Regions from separate parts of the Mus musculus genome. Here region 1 is linked to region 2. A link is a contact called in ENCODE Hi-C or POLR2A ChIA-PET data. All regions are on one chromosome and are shown on one strand. Each heading gives the region's core, a stretch centred on a gene start or an enhancer-like site at or near the end of the contact. The rest is flanking DNA. Distances are from core to core; before and after follow the strand shown.

Evidence for each region. A loop is a pair of places that touch in the nucleus more often than their neighbours do. ChIA-PET counts read pairs that join two places held with the same protein, here RNA polymerase II (POLR2A).
Region 1: a loop to region 2 is called in a map of left cerebral cortex, with 6 times the contacts of the local background. The contact joins the promoter of Rhog here to the promoter of Nup98 in region 2. A Hi-C loop is called at or near these places in 14 of 37 maps with a recorded cell type or tissue (T-helper 17 cell, adrenal gland, gastrocnemius and 3 more). POLR2A ChIA-PET finds 5 or more read pairs at or near these places in 4 of 5 experiments (Patski and embryonic stem cell).

Annotation. Positions count from the first base shown.
Region 1 is chr7:102,248,518-102,255,976 of GRCm38, forward strand. Rhog (ras homolog family member G) reads right to left here and starts at 1,601. Exons shown (of 2, transcript NM_019566.3): 1 at 1,528-1,601.
Region 2 is chr7:102,207,594-102,214,501 of GRCm38, forward strand. It overlaps Nup98 (nucleoporin 98), which reads right to left and starts at 2,573. Exons shown (of 33, transcript NM_001287164.1): 1 at 2,425-2,573. It also overlaps a transcript of Pgap2 not described here.

The DNA.
Region 1 (7,459 bases), core at 351-2,850, 40 kb after region 2:
TAGCACTTTTCCCTCCAGAATCTTGCCTCTGCCCCCTTCCTTTTCCTAGCAGGCCAAATGGCCCAACCTACTCTCCCCACTGGTTGGAACCAGTAAGTGCTAGGAGACAGGAACCTTAAAGCTAGTTCCCCCTGACCCCCCTCCCACACAACACACCACTACACACACACTCCTAGGCTGCCTTCCTAAGAATCAGGGTAGTTTGATTTCCCATGGACTTTCTCACTAATCTTATTCTTGTGTCACCCAACCCTGCCTGCTACAGACTGCTTCCCCTTGCCTAACCACAGTGTCACCCACCGCAGGTTCCCTTCATTCTGCCGGCTTCTGCTCTGGGCCTTCTCAAGGCTGAGGGCAGTTATTTTGTCTCTAAGAGATAAAGAACACCAAAACTTGCATGTTCACGGGCGTGTGCACATGTTTAATCATCTCCATCATCGGGAGGTTGCAGCCAGCATCTCTAAGCTAAAGACGTTTGAAAAAGGCTCTCAAACTCAGCAAGTTTAAAGCAGTTTCTGACACCAAAGCTAGATTACAGACCAAGGGAAGGAGACGGACTGAGGGCGGCAGGGAAGATAGAAACAAAATGGGGAGATATGTGTGTGGTAGTCAGAGGCTGAACAACAGGCAGGGCAGGGTAAATGCGAGATCAGGGCCTGGGTACATCTATGTGGTTGGGGGAAGAGCCGGAAGGAGGCGAATGTGGTCGACACTATGGCGAATGTGGAAGACAGTATGGGGAGTTCAGGTGAGGGAGAAGACGTTAAGAGCTCTCAATCATTACCGAAAGCCAGTACTCCAGCTGCCTCTCAAAGTCATGGAAGTTGTCAGTGACTATCGGTATAGTGGCCCTTTCCTTCCTCAGTTTATCCTCAAAATAAAAAAGGCCAGATTGAGTCTGATAGACACAACAGACGTGTTCACTAAATACCCGCTGTTGTATGGGACAGGAATAAAGAGGTTGGCTCAGAAAAATACAGAGAGGGAATGGGGATTCCCCCACCGAGTCCTCAGCAGCAACAGTGTAGCAGCTATGGACTGGCTCCGACCTTCCCGGGTGAGACTTCAGAGGCCTCAGACACCGCCCCCCACCCCCAACCCCAGCCTCACAAATGTCACAACTGCAGAGCAGAGAGCGCGCCTTCTGCAGCCCAGAGGCCCTTTCCTTTCACACACTACTGAACAGCCCCACAACTTCTGAGGGCACCCCACCGCAGAGTCCCAGCCTCACAGCTCAGCGCTTTCCCACTTCCGAGCCTCTCACGGTTCGGATCTCAGTGGTCCCTCGCGGACAGCAGGAGCTCGCGCTGTCCCTCGGATCCCACCCTCAACCCGGCCACCAGCGATCGGGTCGCGGTGGCCGCTGTCCCCGCCCGGCCTGCCGCGCCCGCCCAACTTGCAGTGAACGAAAACCTCCCGCCCTCGGCCTCCCTCCTGCAAACTTCCCGGCTCCCGGGTACCCAGTCCGGGCCAGCTTGAACTCCTCTTCCCAGGACCCCTGCCCGACGGGCTCGACCCGGGCCTCACCTGGTGCCCTCCCCGCGGCGGGGGAGCTGGGGGCGGCGGCGGCGGCTCTGGGCTCAAGAAGGAAGTGAGAACTGGAGGCCGGAGGAAGTGGGGGGGTGGGGGCCGGGCCGGCAGGGCCGGGGCGGGGCGCGGGGGCGGGCCGGCCGGGGCGGGGCGGACTAGGAAGTCGGAGGCCTCCCCCACCCTCCAGCCTCGGGTTTTCTGCAAGCTTTGCCCTCCGCACAGTCCCGCACACCCTGCTTCTCTCCACTCTTCGCCCCGTGAGCCCTGAGACCCCTTGAGTCTGGCCTCTCAAGGTCAGGTCTCCCCGCTTTCACTTGGCATCTCCCCCCCACCCCCCAGCAGGGGCCCTAAGCTAGGCGCTGGGCATTTGTTCTCTTCCTAGTATCTCACTCCCCGCCCCGCAGCCTCCGCGGGAAGGCTGAGAAATGCCTTCCGCTCAGCCCGGGAATCTAGAGGTAGCCGCGGCTGGCTAGGGGTTAGCCGGAATGGGTCAGGCTGGGGCAGTCCCCACCCCTGCCCTGAGCCTTGGGAGAATGCTGGGTGGTGGTGATTCAGCAGTGGGAAGGTCCCAGACCCCTGGGGAGGGTGGGGAGACAGAGGTGGGGGGAGGGCAGCTGCCGTCAGCACCCCGGGAAAAGACGTGATCAGCAGAGATGCAGGCGGAGCCGCGCGGGCCCCCAAAACAGGATGTCGTGTCGTGGTTCCGCACCTCGCAGCTCCGCGGGGCCCTGGGGAGGGGGCGGGGCGTGGGAAGACGTGGGGCTCTTCTTGTTCCCTGATCTCGCCCTGGCGCGCGGCTGTTTGGAGCGGTAGGACCGCGCCCAGGCCTGAGGTCCGGCTTGGGCCCTGGAGACCGGCGAGTGGACGGCCTCGAGGGCGCCCTCTGGTGCTTCTAACCCAGGCCTTGGGCGCAGTTTTCCTGGAGAATCCACAGTCTTGATTCTTTTAACAACTTTCTGGGTGCTCTACCACGTGCAGAGCTCCGCAAGGTACAGTGAAAACAACACAAGATAAACACCCCGTCTTACAGAGGACCTCCAAATAAAGTGGATCAGGTCTGACAGGTAGTTTAATGTTTCCAAGTATCAGTTTTTTGTTTTGTTTTGTTTTGGTAAAATCAACAAAAAAAATTTCTCCACCCAGAGGATGTGAAGATTACAGAATAGGTATCCGTGCTGTGGTACTGTATAGAAAGTCAAGTTAGGACAATCAAACTCAGGCTGGTCAGTGACTGACTAAACGAGTGTTCTCAGATTCCAGAAGCCTGTTCTCATCGCACAGGCAGTTTGTGGACCCCTTACTTCTTCTTTGGCCCTTAGGCAAATTCCTCCCAATGGGAAGAGAATAAATTGGAGGGGCTAGGGGAAATTTGGGAGGGCAGAACTAGTGTTTGGTATTTAATGGGAAGAGGTTTGTGAGTCCCAAAAATAACAGGGTCCTTAAGTGAGGTTTGTAAATCCCCAAAATAACAGGATCAGATTCAAGTGACTTCAATGAAGCTATTAAAAATACGTTCCAAGCCAGGTGTGGTAGCACGTTTGTAATCTCAGCATTCCAGAGGTGGAGGCAGGAGGTTCAGAAGTTCGAGGCCAGCCTGGACTATATAAGACCTTACCTACCTTAATAAATAAAAAGTTCCCGAGTTCAAGGCCAGCCTGGTCTACATTCCAGGACAGCCAAGGCTACACAAAGAAACCTGGTCTAAAAAAAACAAAACAAACAAACAAACAAAAAAACAAAAAACAAGCAAACAAACAAACAAAAGCCCAAACAAAAAAAAGAAAAACCTGAAAAAAAATTGAAAATTAGGCTCAGTGATAGATAGCATGCTTGCTTATCATGTGTTTAGGCCTGTACCCCAACACCACAAGCAATAGCATGTTTGTTTGAGAATCAATTGAGGGGCATCGTGGTAGGAACAGGGTGGAAAGAACATGGGGTAAAAATAGATTGAAAGACTGGGTTGGCAACCTGGGATCACACTCTGTCTCCTGAGCTCTGAATGCCTTGGGTTTGCCTCACCTTTGTCCAGGAGGGAGAACTTTCTCAGATATCTGTCTGATGGAATATAGAACTATTCGATCTGAAGCATCCAGTGGAGGAGTTAAAAATCCTAGGACTAAGTTTCAGAAGACCCTGAACTCTGGACTCTGCCAGTCAGACTAGAACAATCTTAGGCCACGACCTTACCCATTTCTGAGTCTCAGCTTCCCCCACTGGAAAACAAGGGGTTGGAGCAGATGATACCCTTTGGCTCTGACCTTCTGTGATGCACTCTTGAGAATAATAATTAAGTAATTGAAGTTTATGCATGTAGCATATTGCTCATAGTTCCTTAATATCACTTAGGTCATCCTGTTTTGAGATCTAGTAAATTGTATCTGTGTCTAATGTCTGTCTCCTCTACCAACTGCTAAGTCCTTTGAGGTTGAATCTGATTCATCTCTGTGTCCACCCACTGGGCCTGGCACAGGCAGGTCTGAGCACACATTTGTGTTCAGTAAACATCTGTGGAATGAAATTGCTTCAATAAATCACTAATATGTGTACGGTCATCGGCATCCAGATGATTTGGAGCCACTTTGGAGTCACAGATGTGAGAAGGGTCAATAAGGCAGGATAGACAGGATAGGCAGAAAGGTGGAGCCATATGGAAAGACTTCTTAGAGGAGGAGAATCTAAACTGAAGAAAGTTCATGCCATAGTCTTTTTCTTAGTCTTTCATGAGCTTTCCTAACCAGGTGAGTTTGTGTAAGTGGTATATGTCATAAGTTTACAGACAACTGAGGTACCCACAGAACCTGGATATTTAGAAATAACAGAACATAGGGAAGTTGTTTATTTGTTTTTGTTTTTTGTTTCATGTGGTTAAGCTCCCACACCTGATGAGCTGTGGCTGACCTTAAATGCCAACCTCTGTCTCTGAAAGTTTTTTTGGGGGGTGGGGGGGTTGGGGGGGAGTGGGGATGAGGTAGACTATACACGTTAGAAAATAGAGCTGATAAAATTCAAATCATGGTGGTGATGTATAAGGGCCTTTGGCCAGTCACACTATTGCACTCATCCCTTCAATTCAGTGTGTGTGTGTAGGTGTCTTCCCCAATCACTTTCTACCTTCAGTTGGGCTAGGCTGGGTGGCTAGCCAGTGCAGGGATCCTCCTGTCTCCTACTCCCCAGGACTGGGAATGCAGTGTACACCATTGTGCTATGCATACCTGGGTGCTAGAGAGATTTGAACTCAGGTCTCTATGCTTTCACAAGCACTATACCATCTGAGTCATCTCTCCTCAGCCCCCTCAGTGCATATTCATTGTAATCTGTTTGCTGCCTGGCATAATTTTACATTCTAACAACGAAGTAGAGGGGACAGGCAAGACCCTATTCTGATATTATTAGGAAAAAAGAGACCCGAGGGCTAGAGAGGGCTGGAGGACTCAGGGATTAAGGGTACTTGCTGCCATTGCAGAGGACCCAGGTTCTCATACCCACATGGAACTCCAGTTCCAGGGGATCTGATGCTGTCTTCTGAACTCTGAAGGTACCAGGCACACACATGATGCACATACACACATCACATGCAGGCAAAAATATTCATATACATAAAATATAACTAAATACATACATAAATAAGTATATAAATAAATAAATAAATAAATAAAGGACATGTTAAGTAGGCAGATCTGTGAGTTGGAGGCTAGTTTGGTCTACTTACAGAGTTCCAGGACAGCTAAGGCTATACAGTGAAACAGAGAGACAGAGATATCTTTATCTCACAAAAGCACAGAATATTGCAAGAGTACGCCACAGAGCTACTTTCTGAGTCATAGTTTCATTTTAAAATGTGAATGGCAAATGCCTGGAGGGGCTGTGCAGGTGAAGTAACACCTGTGGAATGGCAACAAATAAGCATTAATTCCCATACCCCAGTGACATTTTCAAGTCCCCCTTTCTCTAGTTCTTAAGTCAGAATGCTAAAGGTGACTGTTGCTCATATGAAGGGTCCAGAGACAGGAATAAAAATGTCCTGGGTGATGTCACCTGAACTCTGTTCTCTTCCAATCGAGTCTTCCCACCTCTAGTCCTGAGTGAGCCCCAGCTTTTGTGGTTCGCCAGTGCCCACAGGGTGTTCTGAGAATCGGTCTTAGCCCCTACTGGCTAACTTTAAATTGTGGCTTCAGGGAACTCAGCTTTCTCTGGGCTCCTCTTGGCCTATCTCAGCCCACTGTAGAATTAGACAGTCCCTTCATCACTTTCTTTATCCATATTGCTAAAGGCAGTCTCCTTGTCTTATTGTGTGGGCTTTGATAGGGAAGACAGGAGGCAGTAGAGAGAACTAACAGGGGATGTGAACTCAGTAGATGGAGAGAGTGGGTACAACGATCATGCCCAGTTTCCCAGTAGAGTCCTTCGTCCCAGGCAGATAGAATAGTAGGTATCCTGTTTCCCTGCAGAACGCCTTTGCATTTTTGAGATGGGTAGTACCCAGGTCACTTGGCATAATCCCTTTTTGAGAAATTTCTCTTCCTCAGGAACAATTCAATTCCACAGATGCCCAAATAATTCAGCATTCCCTCCCACTTTGTTGTTTTTGTTTTGAGACAGGATCTTACTATGGAGACCAGGCTGGCCTCCAACTTGGAGATCCACCTGCTTTTGTATCCAGAGTGGTGCAATCAAAGGTTCAAAGGTATGTGCCAACATGGCCCCTCTCCTCTAAGTTTTATCTTTGACATTTACTTTTTGGTTTGTGTGTGTGTGTGTGTGTGTGTGTGTGTGTGTGTGTGTGTGTGTGTGTTTGAGACAGGGTTTCTCTGTGTAGCCCTGGCTGTCCTGGAACTCACTCTGTAGACCAGGCTGGTCTCAAAGTCACAGAGATCCACCTGCTTCTGCCTCCCAAGTGCTGGGGTCAAAGCCATGCACCACCATGCCTGGCTGTCATTTACTTTCTATGTGACCCTGAAAAAGTTGCAATTTTAGTATAACATAGGTATGCTTTACGCTTTTTAAGTCTATAGAAGAACTCCTGGAGGTAGGCAATATCTCCCTTCATTTTATAGATTAAAAACATGGCTCCATGTGGGAAAAAAAATCGAGCTTACCAGCCTGAATCTAAACCTTTATAAGATGAAACAGAATTACATGACATCGTCAGATCACTGTGGATGTTAATTATGTGAGGCATGCTCAGTGTGGGCAATAAACTATGTTTATCAGTGCCTGGCTCAGTGAATATTTGCTGAAGAGATAATTGGATGCAGCATGTAACACAATACCTAGCCTATAATAGTGCCTTCTTGATGGGCATGGTGGCATGTGCATGTGATCCCAGTGTTCAGGAGGTGGAGCCAGGAAGGGCAGTTCCAGGTCATTCTTGGCTCCATAGCAAAAGAAGGCTAGTCTATGCTCAGAAAACAACAGTACATCCCCCCCCTTTGGTTTTTGAGAAAGGGTCTCTCTAATTAACAGAACCCTAGATGTCCTGACCTTGCTTTATAGACCAGGTTGGCTTCAAACTCACGGAGATCCATCTGCCTCTGCTTCCCAAGTGCTGGCACTAAAGGCATGCGCCACCATGCTTGGTACAACAGCACATTTAAAAAGCTGCTGGGCAGTAGTAGTATGTGCCTTTAATCCTAGCATTTGTGAGGCAAAGGCAGGTGGATGGCCAGGGCTACGCAGATAAACCATCTCAAAAAAACCAAAAACCACCACCAACAACAACGACAAAGGAAAAAAGGAAAAGAAAAAAATTAAAAAGTGCTTTCTAATGTCATAGCCATTAGTTAATCATGATCAGCCAATTAATCACTAAATAAACCACAAATCTAGATCTTTTCTGTTCTCCCATTATTGCCCAGTCATACTTATTCCTCAGGTTCTGCTCAAGATCACTCATCTAATATGAAGGTAAAGAAAGATAGCTCAGAGA
Region 2 (6,908 bases), core at 1,323-3,822:
TTGCTGTGAGCATGTACTGAATTTCCAGCACAGCACACTAAATCCTCATAAAATGCTTAACATCTGGCATCTACTAAGATTTATATAATATATATACACATAATTACATATGTATACATATATATGTATATGGGGGAGGGATGGGGTTTCCATGAGTAACAGCCCTGGCTCTCCTGATGATGGATTTGTAGACAAGGATGGCCTCAAATTCATAGAGATTGCCCTGTCTCTACCTCCTGAGTGCTGGGATTAAAGGCATAGAATTTCAGAATTTTACAAAGCCTCTTACTAGAAATTAATCAGTATTACAATATTGATGTCCTAGACTATCACCACACAAATAATACTGTTTTCCCAAATGTGAATTTGGTGCCCTGCCAGTGTAATTAGATACCTAGGAGCTAATGGCTACCAACAAAAGCACAGAGTATTTCATAAGTACACAAACATCTAGTCTCTTTTCCAGAGTATTTCTCAGTTTAACTTTTCTGTATTTGCTCATTCACAAATACAACTAAGGAACATCTATGAGCCACATTACCTAAATATTAAGAAATATATGTATCTATGTTTTGGTGTGTGTGTGTTTTGAGAAAGGGTCTCATTATGCAGTTCTGACTGGCCTGAAACTTGCTATACGGACCAAGCTGACCTCAAACTCCCAGAGATCCATCTGCCTGTATTTCTGGAGTACTGGGATTAAAGGCATTCCCATCACAGCCAGCAAGATTAAAAACAAAACAAAACAAGACAAAACAAAACATAATCTAGTAAAATGTCAAATAGCTAAAATGTAAAATGTCTGCTACAAGCAGAAGATCAGGTTAAGTGCTATGGAAACTTACAAGGAAGAGTGAGTCAGGTGGTGATGCTCAAACTGAGAAAATGATACAGAAAACACCAAGTTACAACTTTTAAGACTTCAGTTCTCTTCTGTGCTTTTGCATTATTTGTTTTTAGGTCTTATGGTTTATATAAACATCAAAACTACAAGCTGATTGATATATTCAGATCAAAATGACAATTCCATCAAATCTTAAGTAGCAGATTTAATTTTATCAATGTATTTCCCAGTACCTCTAACACGTTAAGCCTCATTTTTTTCATTTTACTGAAATGAATTCAATTATTTCTTTTATCACGTGCATAAGTGTTTTGCCTGTGTATGCTCTAGTTCTCTGGCCTCAATTTCCATAACTGGTGACATTACAGGCCTGCACCACATCTATCTTGGTTTTATTCCCCACCCCACTTGGCTTTTTGAGTCAGGGTCTCTGCAGCCCTAGATGTCCTGAAACTCAGTATGAAGAGTAGGCTAGCTTTGTAGTCACAGAGTGCCTCCTGCCTTTGCCTCTCAAGTGCTGGGATAAAAGGTGTGCACTGCCAAGGTTAAAGCCAATTTCATCATTTTTAAAGTTTTGTTCTCAAAAGTCTATGTTAAGTCTGGATGTGATGGCAAACACCTTTAATCTCATTACCTCAGCGTTAGAGGCAGGTGGTCTCTTTGAGTCTGTGGCAAGCCTGGTCTACATAGCGAATTCCAGGCCAACCAAGGGTTGTCTCCGAAGTTAAAAAAAAAAAAAAAAAAAAAAAAAAGCAAAAAAAGTCCCCATCAGGGTACTACTAATCAAGTTATCTTACTATATATAAACGAACATGAAAACAGCTAAACTAGAAGTGTTTTTGAAAATTATGTCAAATGCTGGGTCCTTACCCCTACCAAATAGAGAATTGCCAATATTGGGAGACTGGAACATAGAGGAAGGGTGGAAGAGTATACAAATTCTACTAGACTTGAATCAAGACACCTGGATTCTCTTCCTCTACCTACCTCCCACTAATAAAGCCTCTGTACTTGAGGCAGAGTGGGGGCGATTGACAATTTAAACGCTTATGGCTCCAGTTACTCAGAAATTCAATCTTTCTCACCTAGGTTTACACGGAACAGAAAGAACCCTTCATTTTATTTATCAGACAATTGTCAGTGTCTTAAAAAGCTAAACACAGTTCTGACTCACTCAACCCTCTGGTTGAACCCTAGACAAAACGTGTCCTGTAGAGTGGTCAAGGAAGTGACGGGGAGACCTCACTGAAGTCCCCCCAAGGCACCACCCTGCAAGGGTCTGCCTACCGCGGGCTGCTCACCTCCACCCAGCGAATGAATGAGTAGCACCGGAGAAAGCGAGGTTCACTCAATGTGGGCTGCGACCCGAGACCCCTCCGGCCTACGCCCCACACAGTTGGATCCCCTCCCAGGGCCTCCCGAGCCAGGCCGCAGGCCCCGGGCCCCGCCCCCTCACGCAGGCCCGAAGGAGCGCGCCCGGCACGAGACTCGGCGGCGGAGAGGGCCCCGGGCGTCCAGCGCAGATGCCGGTACAGAGAGGAAGATCTACCCGCCCAGCCCCGGCAGCGCTCCCGACTTACAGCGGTGCGTCTGGAGTGAGAGCCCAGGTCCGCCCGTCACCCGCCGCTCACCGCGCGGCCTCCAGAAAAACCGTCGTCGCCGCCGCCGCTGCCACCGACCGCCGCTTCGGGCGCAGCGCGCAGAGGCCTGACTGCGTCACACGCCGTCCACCGTCAGAGATCGGCTCCGGCCGCTCCGCCCTTGGCGGCCGGGCATTGGCGGGCCGGTCCGCCACTCGAGGCCCACACCGTTATTCATTGGGTGACGATCCTTTTGAAACCGAACGTGGAGGCGGTCTCTGATTAGGAACGGAGGGGAAGAGGAGGAGCGTAAGGAATTGCCGGGAAAGGGGGGGGGGGGGGGGAAAGGAGGGACGATGGGGAGGGATGTAGAGTCCCACTCCCTCTGCCGCAACGGTTGGCTGAGAGAGGCTCATGACGTCACACAGGCCCCTCGAAGAGGGCTGGTGCGTGGCTAGAGGAGTGAGCACCAAACCGCAGTGACGCTGTGTCCAGGCCCCGCCCCCTTCCTTGGAGCGCGGAGACTCGCTACGGAAGCTCCGGCCAATCAGAAGGAAGTCCCAAGGATGACCTGGTAATTGTTCTATCCTTCTCTAGCTCCTGTCTGCGGGCAATGATGGGAAGGCTCCTTGGCCACCTAGCTTGCACTTGGAGAGCCGGAGGACCCTTCCTGGAAACCCATCAATCCACAGATTGTCTGCAGACACTCCACTCCCCACTGTTCTTTCCAGCGCAAGCCAGCCCTCGCCGTACACTTTCCCCCTCTGAATCTCTAGAATAGACCTGAGCAATGGATTTGCCTTAACAGAGCTTGAGCCCAATGAGGAGATTCTTGGCCCTTCAGCCTCAGCTGCACTTTCAGAATCTATACTTGTTCTGGGTTTCTTGCGGCCTTCTCCAGGACACATTTGGTAACCTTTACAAGTCCCGGTGAAGTTCAGGCAGTCTGCTTGTAAAGACCTTGTTACTTTGTATCTTATTTATTTTCCGTTCTATGCCTCCTCCCTCCCCTGATCTGGGCCAAAGCTTCATTTTCATCCTTTTGGTGTCTTTTCTCCTAGGATCTAGCAGAGAGCAGAAGAGTGGGCATGTTCTAGAAACCAGACCTCTCTAAATTATTGAGGTCTCACAGATAACAGGAGCTGTGTTAAAAAAAAAAAAAAAAAAAAAAAAAAGAGGTACATACTACCTCTCCACCACGTCCTGGGAAATCAATATAGAACTGAAACGAGATTTGCTAAGAATTTTAAATGATTCCCTCAAACAAAAACATCTTAAAGGAGCTGGAGAGATAGATGGGCTCAGCGATTAAGAGCACTGGCTGCTCTTCCAGAGGTCCTGAATTCAATTCCCAGCAACCCCATGGTGGCTCACAACCAACTGTAATGGGATCTGGTGCCCTCTCCTGGTATACATAAAATAAATAAATCTCTTTTTTTTTTTTAAAGACAGTAAATGGAAGAAACATAATATATTGTCGATGTTCAGTATATACTTGAAAGAATAATGTATAAATCGCCTAACAGGAAAAGCTAGTTTGAACATCCATCTGTAACCACCATCCCTAAACCACTCTGTCCAAACACCCTGCTTTTCCATCACTCCTCCTTGCCTTTACTCTAAATCAGAAAGTCATTAGGTGGGGTATAATAGCCAAGATCTGTAATTTCAATTCTTAGGTAGCTGAGGTAGAATATGAAGCTGAAAGCCAGCCTGAAATACATGAAACTGTCTTAAAAACAAAATAAACAACAGTACTCAGGGTTTTATTTTTGAATCTTTACAGTGGCTCTCTTGCCACCATCCAAACCTCTGATTTTTTGGTTCTTCAGTCTTGAAATGCAACTACATTTAAACCTGCCCTGGACATTTATTTTAGTGTTCTTAAGAGTTGGCACATAGTTGATGTACCTTACAATTTACATATTTGTTGCATAGGTGAGTGAATTATTGTTTTAGCAGCAAAATAATAGAATTGTCGAACTTCAGAATCAGAGAACCCCCAGTTTAAATCCAGGCCCAACTATGATAATATGGGGAAAATCCCCAATAATTCTGGACATCAGTTTCTTTGTCTGTAAAATAAGGATAATTTTGCTTGACTTACAGACTGTTGGGAGAATGAAATGAAAGGAATATAACATTTGATATGGTACCTGGTACACAGTTTGCCCTCAATAAGTAATAGACTGACCATTTTAAATGTTTTAAGGCATGGGTTTTGAAATGTGTCTTAAATGACTCAACAGGTGAGTATATTTAATTCAAAGTATTAGTAGATGTTCAGAAGTTGGGATTCTTAAATGGTGTGTACTTATAGGAAGACTGGAGAGGATACATTGAAAGAGAAATGCTTCAGTGAGGAGGACCATGATGACTTTGAAGTTACTTATTTTATTTAAGATTTATTTATTATTTTATGTACGTGAGTACACTGTTAGCTGTAAAGCTGGTTGTGAACCTTCATGTGGCTGTTGGGAATTGAATTTAGGACCTCTGCTTGGTCCAGTCAGCCCTGCTCCCTCTGACCCAATGATTTATTTATTATTATAAATAAGTACACTGTAGCTGTCTTCAGACACACCAGAAGAGGGTATCAGATCTCATTACAGGTGGTTATGAGCCACCATGTGGTTGCTGGGATTTGAACTCAGGACCTTTGGAAGAGCAGTCAGTACTCTTACCTGCTGAGCCATCTCACCAGCCCCATTAATCTCTTACATTGACTTACTGTAGTTATTTAATGTAAATGGAATCATATAATCTATGGCTTTTGTGTCTGGTGCTTTCACTTAGGATAGTATTTTTAAAGTTCATTGGCATAGGTAGCTTGTGTCAATATGTCATTTATTTTTATGACTTAATAATATCCCGTTATTGCTGGGCGTGGTGGCACACACCTTTAATCCCAGCACTCGGGAGGCAGAGGCAGGCAGATTTCTGAGTTCAAGGCCAGCCTGGTCTACAAAGTGAGTTCCAGGACAGCCAGGGCTATACAGAGAAACCCTGCCTCGAACCCCCCCCCTCCAAAAAAAAGAAGAATATCCCATTCTCTATGTATACCATCTTCTGTATACAAATCAGTTAATAGAAACTTGAGTTTTCATTTTTAGCCATTATGGATAATACTGCTATGAACATTTGTATTCAAGATCTTAGTAGACAGGTTTCTCTTGGTGTTTATACCTAGGAGTTGAATTATTAGAATATGAGATACATGGTAACTATACTTGACTCCTTCTACCACTATGTCACATGCTTTACTTACAAGTTTTTTGTACTCTCAAGATCTATAATTTTATGTGTTGATTTTTAATCACTTTTGTTTTTTAAAAAATATTTATTTGTGGGTATGGTGGCCTGTGCCTTTAATCCCATCACTGGAGACAAAGGCATGTAGATCTGTGAGTTGGAGACCAGCCTAGTCTACACAGCTAGAGTTACACAGAGAAACCCTGTCTCAAAAAACTACAGAAAAAATTTATGTATCTGTGTAAGCATTACAGGTGCTTGTGAATCACCCTACATAAATGTTGGAAGCTTAAGTCTGTAAGAACAATATATACTCTTAATTCCTGAGCAATTTCTCCAGTCCCGATTGTATCACTTATTATTATTACTAGTAGTAGTTGGTGTGTGTGTGGGTGTGTATGTAGGCATATATGCCATTGCATACAGAGGCCAATTTACAGGAGTCTATTCTCTCCTTCTACCTTCATGTGGGTTCTCAGGATCTGAAATCAAGGCATCAGGGTTGTATAGCAAGTGTTTTGAGCTGCTGAGCCATTTTGCTAGTTCCATTTTCTTTTTTTAATTTTGGGGGCTGAAAAGATGGTTCAGGGGTTAAGAGTACTTTTATTGCAGTTGAGCAATAGTGGCCACACTCTTTAGTCCCAGTACTTGGGAAACAAAGGCAAGTGGATCTCTGTGAGCTTGAGGCTACCCTGGTCTACAAAGCTACAGGACAGTGAAGGCTACACAATGATAACCTGTCTCAAAAATCAAAAAACAAACAAAAACCAGAAACCCAACAACAGCAAGGTGCTTGTTGCTCTTGCAGGGGATCCAGCGTCACAATTGTCTGTTACCTCTAGTTCCAGAAATCTGACATGCTCTTGTGATCTCTGTGGGCATACACATGGGTGAATATATATAAAACAGGCACACACACATGTATATCTCACTATGTAAACTCCCACTCAGTAGCCATTGCTAGCCTAGAATTCACTATGCTGATCTCGCTTCCTAGTCTCTTTCATACTATTACTGTTTTAGTGATTGCCATAGATATTACCACATGAATTATTTTTTTAAAAATTTTATTTATTTATTATATGTAAGTTCACTGTAGCTGTCTTCAGACACTCCAGAAGAGGGAGTCAGATCTTGTTACAGATGGTTGTGAGCCACCATGTGGTTGCTGGGATTTGAACTCAGGACCTTTGGAAGAGAAGTCAGTGCTCTTAACCTCTGAGCCATCTCTC